2 separate regions of the Homo sapiens genome follow, and region 1 is linked to region 2. Evidence: read pairs that join two places in POLR2A ChIA-PET (ENCODE). Cell type or tissue: MCF 10A. All regions are shown on one strand. Links, peaks and the distances in the headings refer to the core of each region. The heading gives the core; the rest is flanking DNA. Region 1 overlaps RBM33 (RNA binding motif protein 33). Region 2 overlaps CNPY1 (canopy FGF signaling regulator 1).

Region 1 (10,017 bases), core at 2,311-7,310, 130 kb before region 2:
AGCTGAGGAGAAACTGCTTCAGCAGAGGGGGATGAAAATAACAGAGAGAGCCTCTGTACCAGCCCATCAGTGATGAAAACCAATGTTAGGTTCTCAAGTTCCAAAACGGTTGCTTCCAACAGTTCTTGCCAGGTCAATAGTTGTTCCACTGGAAGGACTGGCATCTGGCATTTCCCACTTGACTACCTTCTGTCACATCACAGACTGGCAGAGAGGATTAAAAACAAACAAGCAGCCGGGCGCGGTGGCTCACGCCTATAATCCCAGCACTTTGGGAGGCCGAGGCGGGTGGATCATGAGGTCAGGAGTTTGAGACCAACCTGACCAAGATGGTGAAACCCCGTCTCTACTAAAAATACAAAAACTAGCCAGGCTTGGTGGCGAGCGCCTGTTATCCCAGCTACTCAGGAGACTGAGGCAGGAGAATCACTTGAACCCCGCGGAGGTTGCAGTGGGCCAGAGGTTGCAGTGGGCCAAGATCACGCCACTGCACTCCAGCCTGGGCGACAGAGAGACACTCCGTCTCAAAAAAAAAAAAAAAAAAAAATCCAACTATATGCTGCCTATTAGAGACTCACTTTAGACCCAAAGACACTAATAAATTGAAAGTGAAAGGATGGAAAAAGATATTTCACGCAAATAGTAACCAAAAGGCAGCTGGCAAAGTTACACTAATATCAGATAAAATATTTTTAAATCCAAAATTGTTTCAAAAAGAAGGAATACTGTATACCGATCAAAGGGTCAATTCATCAAGATATAACAATTATAAACATATATGCACTGAAACAGAACACCAAAATTGATGTAGCAAATGTTGACAAAAATGAAGGGAGAAAGAGACTGATCTACATTAATACTTAGAGAATTCAACACCCCACTTTCAACAAATATGAAATCCAGGTAAAAGATTAATAAGGATATAGAGGACTCAAATACTATAAATCAACTAGACCTAACAGCCAATACAGGGTACTTGGACCAACAAGTGCAAAATATACATTATTTTTAAATGTAGAGGATGCACTGTCCCTGATACACGTTAGGCCAAAAAATAGTTCTTAATGAATTTTAAAACATCAAAAGTCATGCTTCATGAAAACAAGGAGCATTCCCTATCTATGAAAACAGAAGCAAAATCCCAATATTTTATAAGCTAAAAATTTAGCTTGTGACTTTTTTCTCATTAAGACACAGCGAAGAAATTAGTACTTAATCACAATCATCCATGGCAGACATTGCTAATTAATTAGAGCATCCACTGGGTGCAGTGGCTGGAGCCTGTTGCCCTAGCTACTTGGGAGCCTGAGAAGCGAGGATTGCTTGAGGTCAGAAATTTGAAGCTGTAGTGTGCCATGCTCATGCCTGTGCATGGCCACTGCACTCCAGCCTGGACAAAACAGTGAGACCAAAATAAGAAAAAACGAAAAAAAAGAGCATCTAATTCTGCTGAAACCAGAACATCTTTTTGCCAGGCTAGCTAATAACAAGTATTATAACCTTGTTAACAAGCATATAATCCTTGGCCTCCTCACTGATTTTTGATTCAGTGGGCTCTTTTTGCTTTTTAAAGTTCCCACTAATTCTGATGGACAGCTAGGGTTAGGAATCCCTGTGTTCATCTCACACTGTGCATCAGCGCGGGCACTCCGGAAGGAAATTTAACTGCCATCGTGCTACGTAGCACTTTCCGGAAATTTCAGAGTTAAATCTACAAAAGCCAAAATTAGAGGCCAGGATCATCAAAAATAATTAAAGTATTTTCCCAAAGGAGAGACGCCATAAAATACTAAGGAAAGTGGCTGTTGAAATCATTCCAAAATCAGAGAATGCAAGATAAGCAAAAAATATGAATACAAATGAAGAGTCATGAAACCTGTATCCTTCACTCGACAACTATTTCTTGACCACATAATATATGCCAGGCACTGTTCTAGACAACTGACATACAAGACAAAAAAAAAAAAACCTTCACCCTGTGTAGGTTACATTCTAGTAAGAAAAGACAAACAGTAATCCCAATAAACTAATATATGGTATGTAACTTAAGGCCTTTATTGGAAAAGACTAGAGCAGGAGGGTAAAGAAGACAGGAAATGAGGTAAGGGTCAGCTGGTACAAACTGGGCTGACTATAATTTTAAAAAGAATAGTCAAACTTAAGAAACAAATCAGTATTACATGTTAATGCAACATATTTTAATGACAAAAAGTCTATAAAACAAATATTTTTTAGTTTTCCAAAACTCTTTAATGTCTGACTTTGTAGAAAACAGCTGAATTCTTCTATCTGCTTCTGCATTCAATCTCTTGTGAGATATATACATACACATATTTTTTTTTTCCTGAGATGGAGTCTCACTCGATATGTTTTTTGACTGAAACACATGAAAGAAATCTGACTCCAAATAAATACGTAGTTGTAAAAAGAAGTACTTTGTCTTTTCAAACAATTTTAGATATTCTTCGATACTACACTAATAATCAAAAAGTGGCCACTTCTTAAAGACTGGCTGCAATGCAGAATCTGAAGCCACAGCAATTAATATTTCATACCTGTTATGTTAAAGTCCAAGCGTGTCTTGTACTGTTATTGGATCTTTAACCATGATTTTGTGCCACCATGCAGTGGTCATTTTGAAAATATTGGTGCCCTGATTTATGTAGTACTCCAAATGCTAACACATTTCATTATCCAATATACAAAATCACACTGGTTAACAACATCACCAATCTCACCAGGAAAGTCCTCAAGTGCTGGGAAGTTTTCAAGCTCACAATATCAAATATAAGTATTTCAAAATTCTCATTTTTGTTTGAAAACTTACATATTATCATTGGCAACAAATAATGTCCACTGTTTTACTTGAAGTGACAGGCTCACTTCATTTTCAAGAATGTATCCGCCAAGCACTAAAATCTGAATAACCACAGTCTGTCAATTGTCCTTTCAAGTAAAAATGATGTTCTACAGAAGAAATAAGAAAAGCTAGCTCAGCTCACAATTAAATTGAACAAGTACCTTTTTTTATTTTTATTTTTTAAGAGACGGGGTCTTGCAATGTTACCCAGACTGGACTGAACTCTTGGGTTCAAGTGAGCTTCCCGCCTCAGCCTCCAAGTAGCTGAGAACACAGGTGCACACTACCATGCCAGCTGGACAGGTACTTTTCCTGAAGACAACTGTTATACTTCAGTACGAAACAGAAGTCCTTTATGCATATGCTCCCTACTTGTCACAAAGATTTTTTAAATGCACTTTAGGATCAAGATTTAATAAAATAAATAATTGTCACTGCCTTAATTCATGTTAAAACACCAGAGAATGTACCCACCATTACTTTTGCAACATTGATGCAAATGTCAGCACAGTAAAAAAAAAAAAAAAAAAAAAAAAAGGCAAACAGCCTTAATACCGTTATGAAAATAGTCTGACTTCACAGACACTCTGACATAGTCTCGGGGACTCCCAAGATTTTGATAAATACTGTTCATCATTTAGTGAACAAAGGTAATATGTACAAGGATGTTCATCAAGAAGTGTTTTATTAATAGGAAAAAGTAGAAATAAACCAAATGCCCAACAAAAAAAAGCCAGAGCAGAGAGGTCAAATAAAAGTACAGTCATGTAGTTACATATTAGGCAGCAATAAGAATTTTAAAGTCAAACTGTTTCCTGACATGAAAAAATATCCCCAATAATATAATGGGGGGGAATTCTCCAATATCATACAATATGGTATGGCCACTGTGTATGTAAAACATACGTGTACACGTGTGCCCAGGATATAAGCCAAACTGCTACAATGGTAGTTATCTGTTCACACAGAATTAATTATGGATTTATGGTCTTCTTTATTCTTCCTTAAACTTTTAAAAAACTCATTTATTAGAGTAATAGCTTGATTATCTATACCAAACTAATACATGATCATTATGAAATATTATTGCAATACCTAAAAGCACAAAGATATTACAATCATCCCAAATTTCTCTGATAAAAACAATTGTAAAACTAGGAGAAGAACATCACCACCAATGTTTATCTGTGCACACATGTGAACATATAATGTGAGGACAAATAAAATTATTAAAAGAGGACAATATATAAAATTTTTAATGAAGTATTAAGTTTCATATTATGTAAATTTATCAGCAAAAAAGCAAATGAACTTAAATTAATGAATGACTTAAATTTGAGTAAAGATTCCAAAAAATATACACAATGTGATGAGGGCTGGGGAAAATCAAGTTTGGTTTGACACACTAGGTAATAACTGAGATGAAGGCTGAGAATAACTACATTTTTGTCAAGTAGATGGGCATTCCAGGGAAATAACAGCACAGAGGCTGAGTTCCACAAGCCTAGAGCACAGCAAGGAGTTCAGGTGAGTTGAAAGCACACTCATAGAGAGAAGTAGTCAGAAAGAAAAGGTGGTAAAGATTTGGGGCATTACTAGAAAAGCAACGTAAGAAATCTATACTTCATATGCAACACAGCCTCAGTTTAGGAAAGGTAATCTAGTAGCAAGAAGCAAGAACTAATTAATCGATAAAACATAAACAATGGTAAAACAAAGTAACTACAAACCAACCATTAAGAAAAAAAAATGTGGTTAGCATCACGGTGAAGAAACAGAAGGGAGAATAAGACAAATGCATGAACCAGAAACTGTCAATTTAGAAATTCCAAGGCATGTTGACTAACTGAATAGAACAAGGAAGGAGAAGTCAATGAAAACATCAGTATTTTGAATCTGGATTAGTTGTGGATTGATGGATATACGTGCTGGTTTATTTGAGGGTGGGGTAGAAGTTAATAAGTTTGGTTTTTAAAATGCTGCATGTGTATTATTACACTTCACTCAGCCATCTTTTGCAATATTTTTTAAAAGTTTGACTTGCTGACTGTACCAAATTGCACAATCATACTGCAATACCAACAACTCCATTCAATCCTAATACTAATCATCTGGAGTTCGGGCAGGCCCCACAGGTTAAGGGCTCAGTTTCACAAGGCTGCCCCACTTCAGATGCCAACTGCAATGAGGTGCCCAGGCTACTCACACTTCTCCCTGGCTGAAGTCTACAAATTCTGGGGTTATCACACCTCCCCCCATTGCTATTACTATAACAATTCACAGGACTCAGGAAAACACCGTACTTACTGTTACAGTTTATTATAAAGGATACAAATGAAGAGCCAGATGAAGAGGTACACAGGGCCAGTCTGAAGGGTCAGGGTGCACCACCCTCCCAGCACGAGGAGGTGCTCACCAACTCAGAAGCTCCCTAAACCTGATGATTAAATCACTGACTAATGGTGATTACCACCAATCTCCAGCCCCTCCCCTCGAGGGAGGCTGGGGGTTGAGCCTGAACGTTCTAACCCTCTTAACATGGGGTTAGTTTTTCTGACAAGCCCCCACCCCAAAGCTATCTAGGGCCCCCACCCCCGCTATAAGCCATCTCATTAGTGTAGAAAAGATAGTAAATTCAAAGGGTTTCCAAAGTTCTGCCGAGGGAACCTGGGCAGAAAAAAATATTCATTTTTTATCATACCACAGCATCCCCCAAAAGGGCATGTCCACCAGAACCTCAGAATGTGGCCTTATTTAGAAATAGAATCTATGCAGATGTAATTAGTTAAAATGAAGTCATTCTGGATTAAGACTGGCCCCTAAATCCAAGGACTGGCGTGGCAATTCCATTTCTGGGTATACACTCAAAAGAACTGAAAGCAGGCACTTGAAGACACATTAATATACTCAAGCTCCTATTAGTATTATTTACAATAACCAAAAGGTGGAAGCAACTCAAGTGTCTATTGAAGGATATATGGTTTAAAAAAAAATAGTATAGATATATAATGGAATATTATTTAGCCTTAAAAAGGAAGTTCTGACACATGCTACGACACTGATGAATCTTGAAGACATCATGCTAAGTGAAATAATGACTCAAAATCTTACAGGGCAAGCTAACACAAGAACCCTGTACAGCCTGTTTATATTCTTAATATATTCTGAGTCATTTCCCTCTGTTTTCCTTTAGAATACAAATACTTTTTAAAGTTCCAGTTCATAGCAGTCATATTAAACAGAACCAAGAAGAAAAAATGTGTCCCCATTAGTCCAGAACTTTAAAGGAAGAACAGCACATCCATGAAAGCCAAGGGGTAAAATATTAACTGAGCAAAACGAAAGAGGTCAATGACCTCCTTACCTGGAAAATCTCCTTCTAAGGCCTAAACATTGTACAAGACATTCTATTTTAATAGGGGGATCAATTTTCCTTCAAGACTGAAGATATCTACTAGATTTCTACAATTCTCTATCATGCAGCAATCAGACATCTACAGTTAACACAAACTTTTACTTACCATTCTATTTCTTCTTCTTTTCCAGAATCCTCGACTTGGATAAGATACCACATAGACTATTAGCTTGTGATAGGGTTCTAGCAATTATCTAATCTAAGGGTCAGCAAACCAAAGCCCATGGGCCAAGTAGGGCCTGCCACCTGTTTCTGCCCAAATTTAGCTACCACCCGTGTATGTAAATAAGCTTTTAATGGAACACAGCTATTCCAATTCAGGCATATATTGTCTATGGCTGCTTTCAAGGTAAACGGCGGAGTTCAGCACTTCCAACAAAACTCATCTGCCCTGCAAAGCCTAAAATATTTACTATCTGACCCTTTACAGAAAAAGTTTGCTGACCTTTGTATTCCAAAGGTTCTCAACCTTCTTTTTCCTCAATATCACACTCATGTATAATATGTTCCTAGTCCAAATCACTAATAGTCAAAATTCCTTATTTTATAGATGAGGAAATCCAGATCCTTTATTTAAATATTAACTACAAATCAGGTAATGTCCAATAACTTTCGAAGTGAACATATGAGCCTTACAGCATAACTAGTAAGTTCTGAATAGCCAAGCCAAATTTTCAGAAAGAGTTCCTACACCATGTTGCTTTAGAAATAATTTGTAGTCACTGTTTTAAAAATCTCCTATGTTACACGGGCCCCAGGAGAGGTTCTCCCTAAAATGAAGTTTTTATTTTGTTTATGAAGTGTAGTCCTCATTGGTCATTTGTTTGTCTTTCAACAAACTTTCATCATTCAGGGTTTAAAAATCAATCATAATAGAATTCCTGCTTGATATGAGATAGGACCCCTCCTATTATGGAAGTTATAAAGGCTTGCTCTATAAACTTGGGTAGCCGAGAAGAGGCAAGTGAGCTGAGCTCAGCCTACTGGATGTTCCCATCATGACTTAAAATCTATAGGAACTGACACTCATTTCTTTTCCCAGGAACCTAGACCCTTTTTTTTTTTTTTTTTTTTGGTGAGACAAAGAGTTTCCCTGTTGCCCAGGCTGGAGTGCAGTGGTGCGATCTCGGCTCACTACAACCTCCACCTCCTGGCCTAGCCATGAAGCCTTCTAAATGGCTGAGTTTAAGGGATGAAATGTCAAACAAAGAGGAGAAAATGTTGTTAAAAACTTCTAGAATGAAAAAAGGTCACATAAAAAATGATTAGGAATCAGAATGTCCTCAAACTTCTCAAGAGCAGATCTGGATGCCAGAAAACACAACAATACCGCCAAAAATCTTACAAAAATAAACTCAAATCTAAAATTCTGGACCCAACAAAACCACCAATCAAGTTGTGAAAATTAAAATTTCCTTCAGACTCAGGAGTCTCAATCTCAAAAAATTTACCTTCAACACACACACTCAAGAAGCTGTCGGCCAGGTGCAGTGGCTCACGCCTGTAATCCTAGCACTTTGGGAGGCCGAGGCGGGCAGATCACCTGAGGTCAGGAGTTCCAGACCAGCCTGGCCAACGTGGCAAAACCCCGTCTCTACTAAAAATACAAAAATCAGCTGGGTGTGGTAGCATGTGCCTGTAATCCCAGCTACTTGAGAGGCTGAGGCTGAAGAATCGCTTGAACCCAAGAGGTGGAGGTGGCAGTGAGCTGAGATCACACCACTACAACACTCCAGCCTGGGCGATAGAGCGAGAGTCCGTCTCAAAACAAAAACAACAACAACAACAACAAAAAGAAGCTGTGGCATTGCTTAACTCTATATCAATGTGGAAATCTGAACATAAAGAATAATTTTTCTAGGAAAATTTAAATGATCGTAATTGACTTTTCATCTTATAAAACTAAATAAATCAATAATAATACAGGAAATTGAAAAGATAACTTTTTTAAAGGGAACCAGACCCAAATGGCTCTGGAGAAAAGAGTTCTTCCACAGTCAATAACAGATTTTTACACCATCCCAGAAAATTTCACAACTCATTCTAAAAACCAACATATCATAAATAAAAGGATAGCACAAATGTACACACAAATACCAAGGAAGAAAACAGTAAGTCAGTCTCCCTTATGATCAGAGATAAATCCTAAAATGAAATCCAACAATATATTAAAAAGAACAAAATGTGGAGATCAAGATTTTGAACCCCAGAATGCATGCTTAGTTCAGCACTGGAAATCTATCAATAGATTACATTAAGAGATTAAAGAACAGGGGAAGAACACATAATCACAACAGATGCAGAGAAAGCGTTTCACAGCTCAGAGGCAGCACTGGGGATGGCAGTCAGTGCTCCTGGTGCAGTGATGCTAAAGGGGTCAATAAGAACCTGTCCTCAAAAAATTGTGATTGTGCATTGTGACCTGAGCTGAGGAATCAGCTCAGAGACCACCCCTTCAGAACTCTCTCAGAGCTAGAGCGGCATCCCAGGCAGTGCTTGTCAAAAGCATTTAAAGACATCCACTAACCAGGGTCACCTGGGGCAAGGGATGATGGCCAGGGTTAGCAACATACAAACTGAAAAGCCTGGGAAAGAAGAGGCTGAGGAGGAAAATATATGAAGGAATGAGAGTGTTGGGGGCTCCCATGTATAATGGGAAATCTGGAAGACCATGCATATGCTGAAGGCTGGGCACATGCTCAGAAAACAACTTGAAAGAACCCTAGATTTATACCTCTGGCTGATCTTTGAGCTACGCATATGCAGAAGGTGAGGCTAAGGTTGGGGTTATAGGTGGCCTGGATGAGCAATGAAGTAACGTAAGCACAGGAGTTTTTGTTTGTTTTTTGGTTTTGGTTTTGTTTTATTTGCAGCTCCAGCCATTTGAGGACATCTCCATCAGATCACTGGCTGGGCAATGATACAACACAATGGAGACATCAGTGACCACAGGAGACAAGGAATAGAGTCTCTTCATTTGGCAAGTCATTAAAAAACCAGACAACTGAAGGCCACAACAAGAAATATAGCAAACCCAGAAAAGGGGGGGGACATTCTGACTTCCAAAATTTCCACATCACCATATTTAAAATGTCCAATTTTCAGTCCCAAAACTGAGGGACCGAAAAAATCAAGCTAACATGATTTAATCAGTTACACAGGTGAATCATGTGGAATTGACTAACATAAATTAGGATACAATTATATTTTTTCAGATTCATACAGAAAATATGTCATTCTTTAATTCATTCACCAAATATCTAACACATGCTATGTGCCAGGAAGATGTGGAATGCATGGTAAAACAGCATTTTTTCTCCTCATGAGGCTTACAGGCTTATGTGGGAGGCAGATTTAAAAAACAAGTAAATAACTAAAGAAAATTACAAATTGAGATAAACGTTCTGAAGAAAACAAGGGTGCTATAGGTGAGGAAACAGGAAAATATTGAAATTATCCAGTCTAAGGAGCAGAGGAAAAATAAGCAGAGCCTTAAAAAACGGGGACATCATTAAAAGTACCAATCTATGCATTATGGGAGTCCCAGAAGGAGAAAACAAAGTAGCAGGAAAAAGAACTGGAGAAAAAAATAAAAAGCTTCCAAATTTGGTGAAAGACATGAACCTACATATTCAAGAAGCTCACCACTCCAAGCAGGATAAATCTGGAGACCCACACAGAAACACATTATGATCACACTATCAAAAGCCAAAGACAAAGAGAATCTTGAATACACCAAGAG
Region 2 (10,017 bases), core at 3,205-8,204:
CCTGAACAAAACTATGCGGAAGGCCAAGGCAGGGAGACCATCAGACTGGAGAGCAGACAGCCTTCGTCCCAGGAGAATGACTGAGCCCAAGTTTCTACTTTTGGACCTAGGTTCTATGCCAGTGGTTCTCAACTGGGGATGGTTTTGTTCCCCAAGGGACATTTGGCAGTGGCTGGAGACATTCCTGGTTTTCACAACTGGAGGGGAGGAGAGGCTCCTGGTATGCAGTGGGTGGAGGCCAGGGACGCTGCTCAGCACCGCAGTGCACAGGGCGGCCCCACAGCACAGGATCACTGGGTCCCCCACGGCAGTAGTGCTGAGGGTGGAGAAACCCTGTTCTATGAAAGTCAGGAATTTTCTTCACTCAAATGCAGCATGCCAATGTTTAGAGGAAGTTGTGGCTGTAGCCATATAAAGAATGATCTGAGGCTGCCTGGCCGTTGGCAGTGGTTCATACCTATAATCCCAGCACTTTGGGAGGCTAAGGTAGAAGGATCGCCTGAGGCCAGGAGTTCAAGACCCCTGGGCAACATAGCAAGATCCCATTTGTAAAAAACTTTGTTAAAAAGATATAGCTGGGCATGGTGGTACACATCTGTAGTCCTAGCTACTTGGGCAGGTGCAGGGGTCATGGAGGGGAGAGGGGCTGAGGGAGGAAGATTGCTTAGGCCCAGGAGTTTAAGGCGATAGTGAGCTATAACTGCGCCACTATACTCCAGCCTGGCTAACAGAGTGAGACTCTGTCTCAAAAAAAAAAAAAAAAAAAAAGACCCTGCTGGTGATGTGTGTTTATTTCCATTTAAAAACCTTTGCTGCCAGTTGTGGACCTCTGACTATAGTTAGGGCCGATGTGGAGAGAGACACATCAGCAGGACAGGAAGAGGCTAAGGTGGTTGTGGAACCGTGCCCCAAATCCGGTGAAGCAGTGCACTGGATTGAACAGTGCCTCTCAAATTTGCATCCACTCAGAAACTTGAAGTGTGGGCTGCATGCAGTGGCTCATGCCTATAATGCCGTAATTTGGGAGGCTGAGGTGGGTGGATCACTTGAGGTTGGGAGTTCGAGACCAGCCTGGCCAACATGGTAAAGCCCGTCTCTACTAAAAATACAATAAATTAGCTGGGCGTGGTGGCAGGCGCCCGTAATCCCAGTTACTCGGGAGGCTGAGGCATGAGAATCGCTTGAGCCAGGGAGGTAGAGGTTGCAGTGAGCTGAGATCATGCCACTGCACTCCAGCGTGCGCGACAGAGTGAGACTCTGTCTCAAAAAATTAAAGAAAAAAAAAAAAGAAAAGAAACTTGAAGGGTGACCTTATTTGTAAATAGAACCTTTGTAGATGTTGTCAGTTAAGATGAGGTCATACTGGAGCAGGGTGGGGTGGGGCAGGGCCTAATCCAGTGGCCAGCATCCTTATAAGAAGATAAGATGGAGACACAAAGACACACACTGGGGAGAATGCCAAGGGCCCTGGGAGGCAGAGGGGCAGTGATGCGTCCATAAGCCAAGGAATGCCGAGGGTTGCCAGCAGCCACCGGAACCATGAAGAGGGAAGGAAGGACCCTTGCCTGAGCCTGCAGAGAGATCACGGCCCTGCTGGTTCCTCAGTGTTGGCCTCCTGGTCTCCAGAGCTGTGAGAGAGTGAATTTTTGTTGTTTCAAGGCCCTAGCTTGGGACACTTTGTTACAGCAGGTTAGGAAACAAACACAGGCCAGAGGCATCTGAAGCTGTGATGGGTGAGGGTGATGGCCAAAGGACCCAGCCACGTGGATGGTTGGAGGCTCAGGGTCCAAATCCAGCCCACATAATGTGGATCAAGATTTCACGTAGAACGTCGGACTTCTGGTTTCTCATGAAAGACTGGGAAACAGCTACTTCCAGCCTCTGGCTACTCGCTGGGAGCTGACTGTCCAGTTCCCTCTCCTGGGGTCTTCGGAACCTCCAGGTTCGGAAGCCCAGAATACTCATGGCTGGGACAAAGTTGTTTTTTCTTTTCTTTTTTTTTTTGATATGGAGTCTCGCTCTGTCACCCAGGCTGGAGTGCAGTGGCGCGATCTCTGCTCACTGCAAGCTCCGCCTTCTGGGTTCACGCCATTCTCCTGCCTCAGCTTCCCAAGTAGCTGGGACCACAGGCGCCTGCCACCATGCCTGGCTAATTTTTTTGTATTTTTAGTAGAGACACAGTTTCATCATGTTAGCCAGGATGGTCTTGATCTCCTGACCTCGTGATCTGCCCACCTTGGCCTCCCAAAGTGCTGGGATTACAGGTGTGAGCCACCGCGCCCAGCCCAAAGTTGTTTTTTCTTAGGTGGAGAAGCCTTGTCTATAACCAGGTCTCTAACAGAACAGGGAAGTGCAGGAAGACCAAGAAGGCCGTGCTTCAAAGATGGGAGTCTCTGACGCTTTGTGGCAGCGGAGACAGTGTCCTGTTCTTCAGCTGGCCCTGGAGAGCCACAGCCTTGCTGTCCTGCCTATGCGGGGACAGGGGTCCAGCTGACATTTCTGAGTGCCACTGTCTACCCACCCACCCTCTGCTGGACTTGAACTTCCCTTCTCTCCAGTTAGAATGAAGAAGTGATCCCAGCTTGGCCTCCACATTGGCAGCAGCTGATCCCCCCACGGCGTAGCTTAACCTGGGACAGAGAAGGAAGCGTGACAATGACCGAGAGCTGGCATTGTCAGAGCTATGTGAACACACTTGCCCAGAATGGGCGAGTCTGGGCTCCTGGGCCCGCCCACCACAGTCCTACAAGGCCGAGAAGACCAATTTAAAGCAATGAAAGAAAGTGCTGGCGAGGATAAGGCTCTGGTGGAGAGGTTTTAATTTTATATTAAAAGGGGTCTTATTCTCCTGCCCATTGTTGAAGTCAAGTCAAAGTTAATTAGGCTCTTTGGGCCCTTCTCATGTCCTTTTTCCTGAACTTTCTGAAAACATCAGAGGAAAGGAGCCCTCTCCAGCCACATGGAGACTGGGCGTATGTGTTCTAGAGAGCTCTGCTGTCCCTTCTCTACAACGATGCAGGATTAATGGTGATTTCTAATATTTGAGGGGGTTCCTGAGGCCCACTAATAAGCCCATCTATTTAGCAAAGGAGCTCTCAAGCTGCCTGAAGGTTTGGGGAAGGAGCCTGAACTCCTTCGGGGCCACCAGGGCCACGCCTCAGGAGAGGCTCCTGGAGATCCCTGCACTGGCCCAGCAGCGGCCGGGACCCCTGTGTGTGGCTTTCCAGGCCCTGTGCAAATCAGGTAGGCTGAATACTCACATGTCTCATTACTCTATGTGGGTTTTCAAATATTTCTTTGTTAAAAATGTTAAGGCCAGCTGCCGTGGCTCAGCCCTGTAATCCTAGCACTTTGGGAGGCCAAGGCGGGAGGATAGCTTGAACTCAGGATTTTGAGACCAGCCTGGGCAACACAGGGAGATCCTGTCTCCACAAAAAATACAAAAAAAAAAAAAAATTAGCAGGGTGTGGTGGCGTGTACTTGTGGTCCCAGCTACTCAGGAGGCTGAGGAGGGAGGATCATCTAAGCCCAAGAGGACGAGGCTGCAATGAGCTGTGTGATTGCACCACTGCACTCCAGCCTGGGTGACAGTGAGAACTTGCCTCAAAAAAAAAAAAAAAAAAAAAAAAAGAAATTAATTATCAAAATAACACATGATGATTTTAGCAAGAGATAAGAGAAAAGACGCATGTCTACCTCCCGACCCCGCTCCATTCCCATCAGAGTCAAGAGCCTTGCCCTTGCCAGCACTGCAGTCGCTCAGACACCAGGCAGCAGCTATGCAGGTTTTTGGCTTCGACGTTTTAAAATAATAGTGAAACCCCATCCCTACTAAAAATACAAAAATTAGCTGGGCATGGTGACAGGTGCCTGTAGTCCCAGCTACTTGGGAGGCTGAGGCAGGAGCATCGCTTGAACCCGTGAGGTAGAGGTTGCAGTGAGCTGAAATCATGCCAATGCCCTCCAGCCTGGGCAACAGAGCAAGACTGTCTCAAAAAAAAAAAAAAAAAGAAAGAAAGAAAGAAAGAAAGAAAAAAGAAAAGAAAAGCATGGCTGCCTAGGATATGGACATTTTCCAGTTAAGAAGACCATTCTACAGATGGACACATATTGTTTCTGGTGTTTTGCCACCACACAGTGACGCTGCAGCCTCCGTGGTGCTGCATCCTTAGGTATTGTTGATTGGATTTCTCCAGGACAGATTCCTGAAAGGCAGGGGTCAAAGGTAGGAACATTTTAACACTAACCCATGTTGTTGGACTGCTTCTCTGCAGGCTGCAGCATGGATATTCCAGCCAGCAGTGGGTGACAGAGGCTGCTTTCTTGCATATTGCCAGCGCTGGGTAATAGCATTCTTTTAATTTTGGTAATCTAACCAGTGAAAGATGGTATTTCGCTATTGCCTTTATTCCCCTTTCATTGACTACCAGTGCAGTTAAGCATCTTTCCACCAGCGTGCTATTTGGATTTCTTATTTCGAGGTGTGTATTTGTAGCCTTTGCCCAGTATTCTACTGGGTGGTTTGTCTTTTATGCCATTGTGAATGTGGGGATAGTAACTCTCCCTGTCCCGCCTGATGCATGCCTCCTCTGGCTGTGATCTGTGTGCGGTGGCTCCTCTCCCCCATGGACACCTCCCCGTCCACGAAGGCATTGGGCACCCCGTCTTGTTTGAGAATGTCCCCTGCCAGCCGTTTGTTACACAAATCGCTTTCTGAATTTTCTTCCATTACTGCATGCTTTTCTTTTCCGTCTACCTGTGGAGTCGACATGGAGGGTGTTTCCTGGGTGAACATCACAGCGTGTACCAGAGCCGTTTATCAAATAAGCCTTGCTCCCCCACACTGAGTTGGAATGACACTGTGTCACTTTTTTACAAAGATGAATTTGTGGAAAAATAAGATATCAGATATTCTCTCACACCTTCTGAACATCAAAAGTATTTTGATAGCATTTTTTAGGATATTTGTTAAATTCTGCATTTTATTCTAGCTGTGTATGTACTGTAACACATTTCTATCCTTAATTACATTTTTAATCTTGTACCCCCATTCCCTAGCACAAGATTTTGCTCATAATAGGTTCTCAATGTCTGGAAAATGAAAGAATAAGTAGTTGATAATAGCTATGTCATGTTAATTCTATGAGGAGTTGGGGACTATTTCTGATATTTTGTGACGACTCTAGGAAAGTGATACAATGTCAAGAAAAACAGAGGAGTTAGGCACCTGTTCACCTACTGGGTATTTAATTTAATGACGTTGTGTCTGGGATGTCAGGTTTTAGCTGATCAAGACTAGCATGATATAAAAAGAGTCCACAAGATCAGAATTGGTATTTCATAGATAAGACACAAATAGTGTGGCTTTGGGGTCTAGGAAGCCCTGTTTATCCAGACAGTAGCTTTGCAGTACACTAAGCCCTGTTGGGTGTGGGCCTGAGATGGAGTCTGTGGTCTTACCGGTACTGGCTGGGACAAATTTGAAAATCTGTAGGAGAATATATTACATGAGCAGAAGCGCAATGTTCTGATCAACCAAATATTCTGTTTAAGAGGGGGAAACATTGCATTTAGAATTTGGGAATAAAGAAAGATGAGCTGGGTGTGGTGGCTCACACCTGTAATCCCAGCACTTTGGGAGGCCGAGGCAGGTGGATCACCTGAGGTCAGGAGTTTGAGACCAGCCTGACTGACATGGAGAAACTTAAAATACAAAATTAACCGGCCGTGATGGCGCATGCCTGTAATCCCAGCTACTCGGGAGGCTGAGGCAGGAGAATCGCTTGAACCCAGGAGGCGGAGGTTGCAGTGAGCCGAGATTGCACCACTGCACTACAGTCTGGGCAAGAAGAGTGAAACTCTGTCTCAAAAAATAAAAAAAAAGAAAGAAAGATGAAATGCTATACTATCCTCAGGGAGAAGAAATAAACAGGCGATTCAAGATTCCTGAACGACAAAAATAACCATCATCTGAGGGTGTGAAGTGCTGAGAGAGAGAGAAAGGTGATGGTAGCATAGCATGGAGTTAGGGGTAGTTCACCAGGTGCTGATGGCCTGTGTGTTCCATTTCATAAATACAACAGGTGCAGCTGTGCTGCCAGGTGCTGAGGGTTGTGCTAGCCACCACCTAATAGACCTGAATCTTCCCTTGGGCCCCTTAGAACAGTGGTCCCTAACCTTTATGAGTCTTCCCTCAGGCCCCTTAGAGCAGCGGTCCCCAACATTTATGGCACCAGGGATCGGTTTCATGGATGACAATTTTTCCAATGACCAGGGAGGGTGGGGGGGATGGTTTGGGGATGATTCAAGTGCATTATATTTATTGTGCATTTTATTTCTATTATTACATTGTAATATATAAAGAAATAATTATGCAACTCACCATAATGTAGAATCAGTGGGAGCCCTGAGCTTGTTTTCCTACAATTAGTTGGTCCCATCTTGGGGGTGATTGGAGACAGTGGCAGATCATCAGGCATTAGATTCTCATAGGGAGCCCACAACCTGGATCCCTTGCATGTGCCGTTCACAATAGGGTTCACACTCCTATGAGAATCTAATGCCGCTGCTGATCTGACAGCAGGTGGAGCTCAGGCAGTAATGTGAACAATGGGGAGCAGCTATAAATACAGATGAAGCTTTGCTCACTGGCCTGCTGTTCACCTCCTGCAGTTCAGCCTGGTTCCTGACAGCCTGCAGACTGGTACTGGTCCAAGGCCTGGGGGTTGAGGACCCCTGCCTTACAGGAAAGTTCTTCTTTTGTCATTCGTATCTTGGAGGGAAAATGAATCTACACTTTGGCAGGTGTGGCTCGCGCAGTGCCTGAGTTTACCACCCCACCTCTAGCCTCGGGGCAGAAGCGGGGGCCATTGGACTCCATTATTAATTCTTCACTTCTGAAATCAGACTTCCGTTAGCACCTCCGGCTTCCATAACTAAGCACTACAATCCAGATGTCTTACGCAGAAATGATTCCCTCGTGGGGCAAAGGCCAGAAGTCCAGGACCATGGTGTTGGCAGGCTCATATTTTTCTTGGGGGCTCAGAGGGAAAATCTAGTCTGTGGCTTTTTCTAGCTTCTGGTGGTGGTGGCAACTCTTGGTGTTCCTGGGATTAGAGATCTATCACCCCAGCCTCTGCCTCTGTAGTGCCACAGCCTTTCTCCCCCGTGTGGTCTGGGTCTCTTACCATGTGACTGGTAAGGCATCAGTCACATGGGATTAGAACCCATCCTATCCTAATATGATCTCATCCTAGCTGAGTGTATCTGCAAAGACCCTTTTTCTGAATAAGGTCACATTCACAGGTACTGGGGTTAGGACTTGAGTGTCTCTTTGGGGGACACAGCCCAACCCACTGAGGTTTTATGACTGGGGGATCCTGGGGCACTCTCCACTATCCAAGTCCATGAGGCTGATGGGCTTTGTCCCCGCCCACCTTCTGTGGGTTGTTCTTGGGTGGCAGGGGTGTTGGGGGCACCGACCCAGCCCCCGTGTTGCTCCGGTCCCTCTGTGGCCTCTTCATGTTCGGTCACTGCTGAGCAGCTGCAGGGTGAGCATCAGCTCCCAGAGGCTGGAGCTTCCCACCCTCCCACACGGCCCTGGTGGCCGGCAGTGTGCCCTTCCCTCCAGATAATAATGAAGATGTTACGGGAAACAAACCCTAACATTGACCTTTGCAGCCCCTCGTGAAACACCACTCCCTGCCCCCGCCACACCGACCCGTGCATGGCTGAATGTCATGTATCCTTTGTCTCTGATCTTTGAGTCGGTTTCCGGTACATGAGACTGTTCTCATCCAGGCGGGTTCAGACCATTTGGCAAGAATAATTTCCCAAGCCTGGTATTAGATGCTGCACAAAAGTCTAAATACATAATGCATCTAGCCTCGGATTTTGTAATTCTGTCACCCTCAAAACAAGCTGTCAAAACTGTCTGGCATGACTTATCCTTAATAAATCCCTAGTCCTGTTAATTGCTCCTTATTCCACTGAATAAGAATTGTTTGAATCCACAAATCGGGTAAAGAATGGAGGATAATGGGATGTGTTTAGAGGATTGCAGTGTTTTTCCCCCAGGACAAAAGGAGCTAGAAGACACAGTGGGCACCGTGCAGCTCCCATACAGGGAGGCTGGATTTAATGTGCTTCAGCTTTGAGTCTGGCTGTTTTCAAATGGTTCTTTCCATAGAACGTTTGGCAGGAAAGTGATACATTGGTTGTCTTGGAAAAAGAGAAGGGAGGCTGAGTTCCGTGACACTGATTGTTCTAGAACCCATTTGGGGGCACCTGCCTGGTGCTATGCGTGACTAGCGTGCTGTAAGAAGTAACCAGGGGAGTGTGCATGGTGGTGTAGACAGGTATAGTGGCTCTTACGAGGACTGTGGAGGTATCCCAGCACCTCCATGAAGACGAGGTGCTCACCCCCTCTGGCCCTGACACTCAGAGAAAGGCTTTGGCTCCAGATAGACCTGGTTTATCTTCTGGCTTCAGCATCTAACCTGGTTTTGTGACCCTGAGCAAGAGACTCACCCTCTCGAAGGCTGCGTTTCCTCCTCTCTGAAGTGGGGTGGGCCGCCAACCTCAGGGTAGGAACTGGAGCTGGGATGGAAGCCCCCAGCAGGGACACCCTGACATGGCTACTGCCCACCCACCTTAGGCCACGAGGAAACCAGGTCAACAGGCACTTACAGAGTGTGCGCCACATGATGGCATGGGCAGAGACATGGCCTGGCGTGACAGTCACACCCTGGGCCTCCCCCACTTTGAAGTGTGTCTCAGGGCCTCGGTTTCTTGGCCTACAACATGCGGTAGCGATACCCACCCCGCCAGGCTGTCACAGAAGACTGCACCTCTATATGTGCAAAGCCCCATTCATGGCTCCTGGCCCAGAAGGCATCCTCAGTCAATGCCAACAGGTAGAAGATGCAGCGCCTGGGTGAGCACAGCCCGACTCTCCACGTGGTGCCGCAGCTGTGTGTGTGGATGCATGTGGGCACGTGTGTGCACGTGCGTGTTCAACACGTCTAGAGGAACCTCGGTTGTGCCCACTAGGAGGAAAGTGCTGTTGGCCTCCAGAGAAAGGAAGATGATTTGGCAGGGGCATGAGCAGTTGGGGACCTGCCCTTCCGGAGATAGGATGATGTCAGCCGCAGGGCAGGGCACAGGTTGCAAACTGCAGGTGCAAGGCCGCTGAAGTGAGGCTGGCATGCTGGAACCTGGCAAGCATCTTCTCTAAACATAGTCCATAGCTCAGGGTGCCGGGTGCCAGGCCCCTGCCACCACTCTGCTCAGCTGGGGACAGTACGCAAATGTGGGCGCAGCTGTGTCCCACGAAACTTTATGTATGGACAATGAAATTTGAATTTCACATCATTTTCATGTGTCATTAAATATTATTCTTTTGACCTTTTTTCAATCCTTTATAAATGTAAAAACCAATCTCAGCTCATGGGCTGTACATAAACAAGGCGGCGGCCCAGGGACTCTGTATAAGAGGGAGGCTGCCGCCTGGCGATTTCAGGCCCAGACCACAAGTGCTGGGAGGACAGGGACCCCTTCACTTTGTCCACTGCTGTATCTTCACATCCAGCAGGACCCTTGTGCAGAGGGGATGCTCAGGGGCCATGAGCAAGCAAGGGGATCTTAGCGTTTGGCTTCATGGCGTGCACTAGACTTTCTACTCTGGGGAGGTTCTTTGTCTGTCATTCTTGGGTCCCCTGCATGTAAAGAAACCTGGTCCTTCCCATTAGAAACACCACTTGTTTTTGTTCATGTCAGTCCTTCGCACAGAGCTCCTGGGTGGAGTTTACGGAATGCATGTGATCTCTACAATCACAGAGCCCCATCGGCGACTTTCCTGGAAGGCTCGCTCCACCCACAGCCGAGGATTCTTGGGCCTGGAAGAATACGGGACTAAGATTTCTTCTCTTCAGGAGCTTCTGAGGGGAGGGGAGCCAGCCTTCCTTCCTTCCTTCCTTCCTTCCTTGCTTCCTTCCTTCCTTCCTTCCTTCTTTCTTT

What was found. ChIA-PET counts read pairs that join two places held together with the same protein. Peaks named below come from ENCODE experiments on the same cell type or tissue, not always from the same donor. Only the 100,000 strongest peaks of a DNase experiment are listed, where the experiment ranks them.
Region 1: POLR2A ChIA-PET joins it to region 2 with 5 read pairs; 2 of 35 experiments call an interaction of 5 or more read pairs at or near these places.

Annotation. Positions count from the first base shown.
Region 1 is chr7:155,648,915-155,658,931 of GRCh38, reverse strand. All of the region lies in intron 1 of RBM33 (RNA binding motif protein 33), which reads right to left. Among named protein-coding and RNA genes, the nearest start is that of RBM33, 9.3 kb to the right of the region's middle. In MCF 10A, for the core only: no CTCF peak of the experiment used is centred there; a DNase peak (open chromatin) is centred at 4,981.
Region 2 is chr7:155,521,048-155,531,064 of GRCh38, reverse strand. All of the region lies in intron 2 of CNPY1 (canopy FGF signaling regulator 1), which reads left to right. Among named protein-coding and RNA genes, the nearest start is that of CNPY1, 21 kb to the left of the region's middle. In MCF 10A, for the core only: no CTCF peak of the experiment used is centred there; no DNase peak of the experiment used is centred there.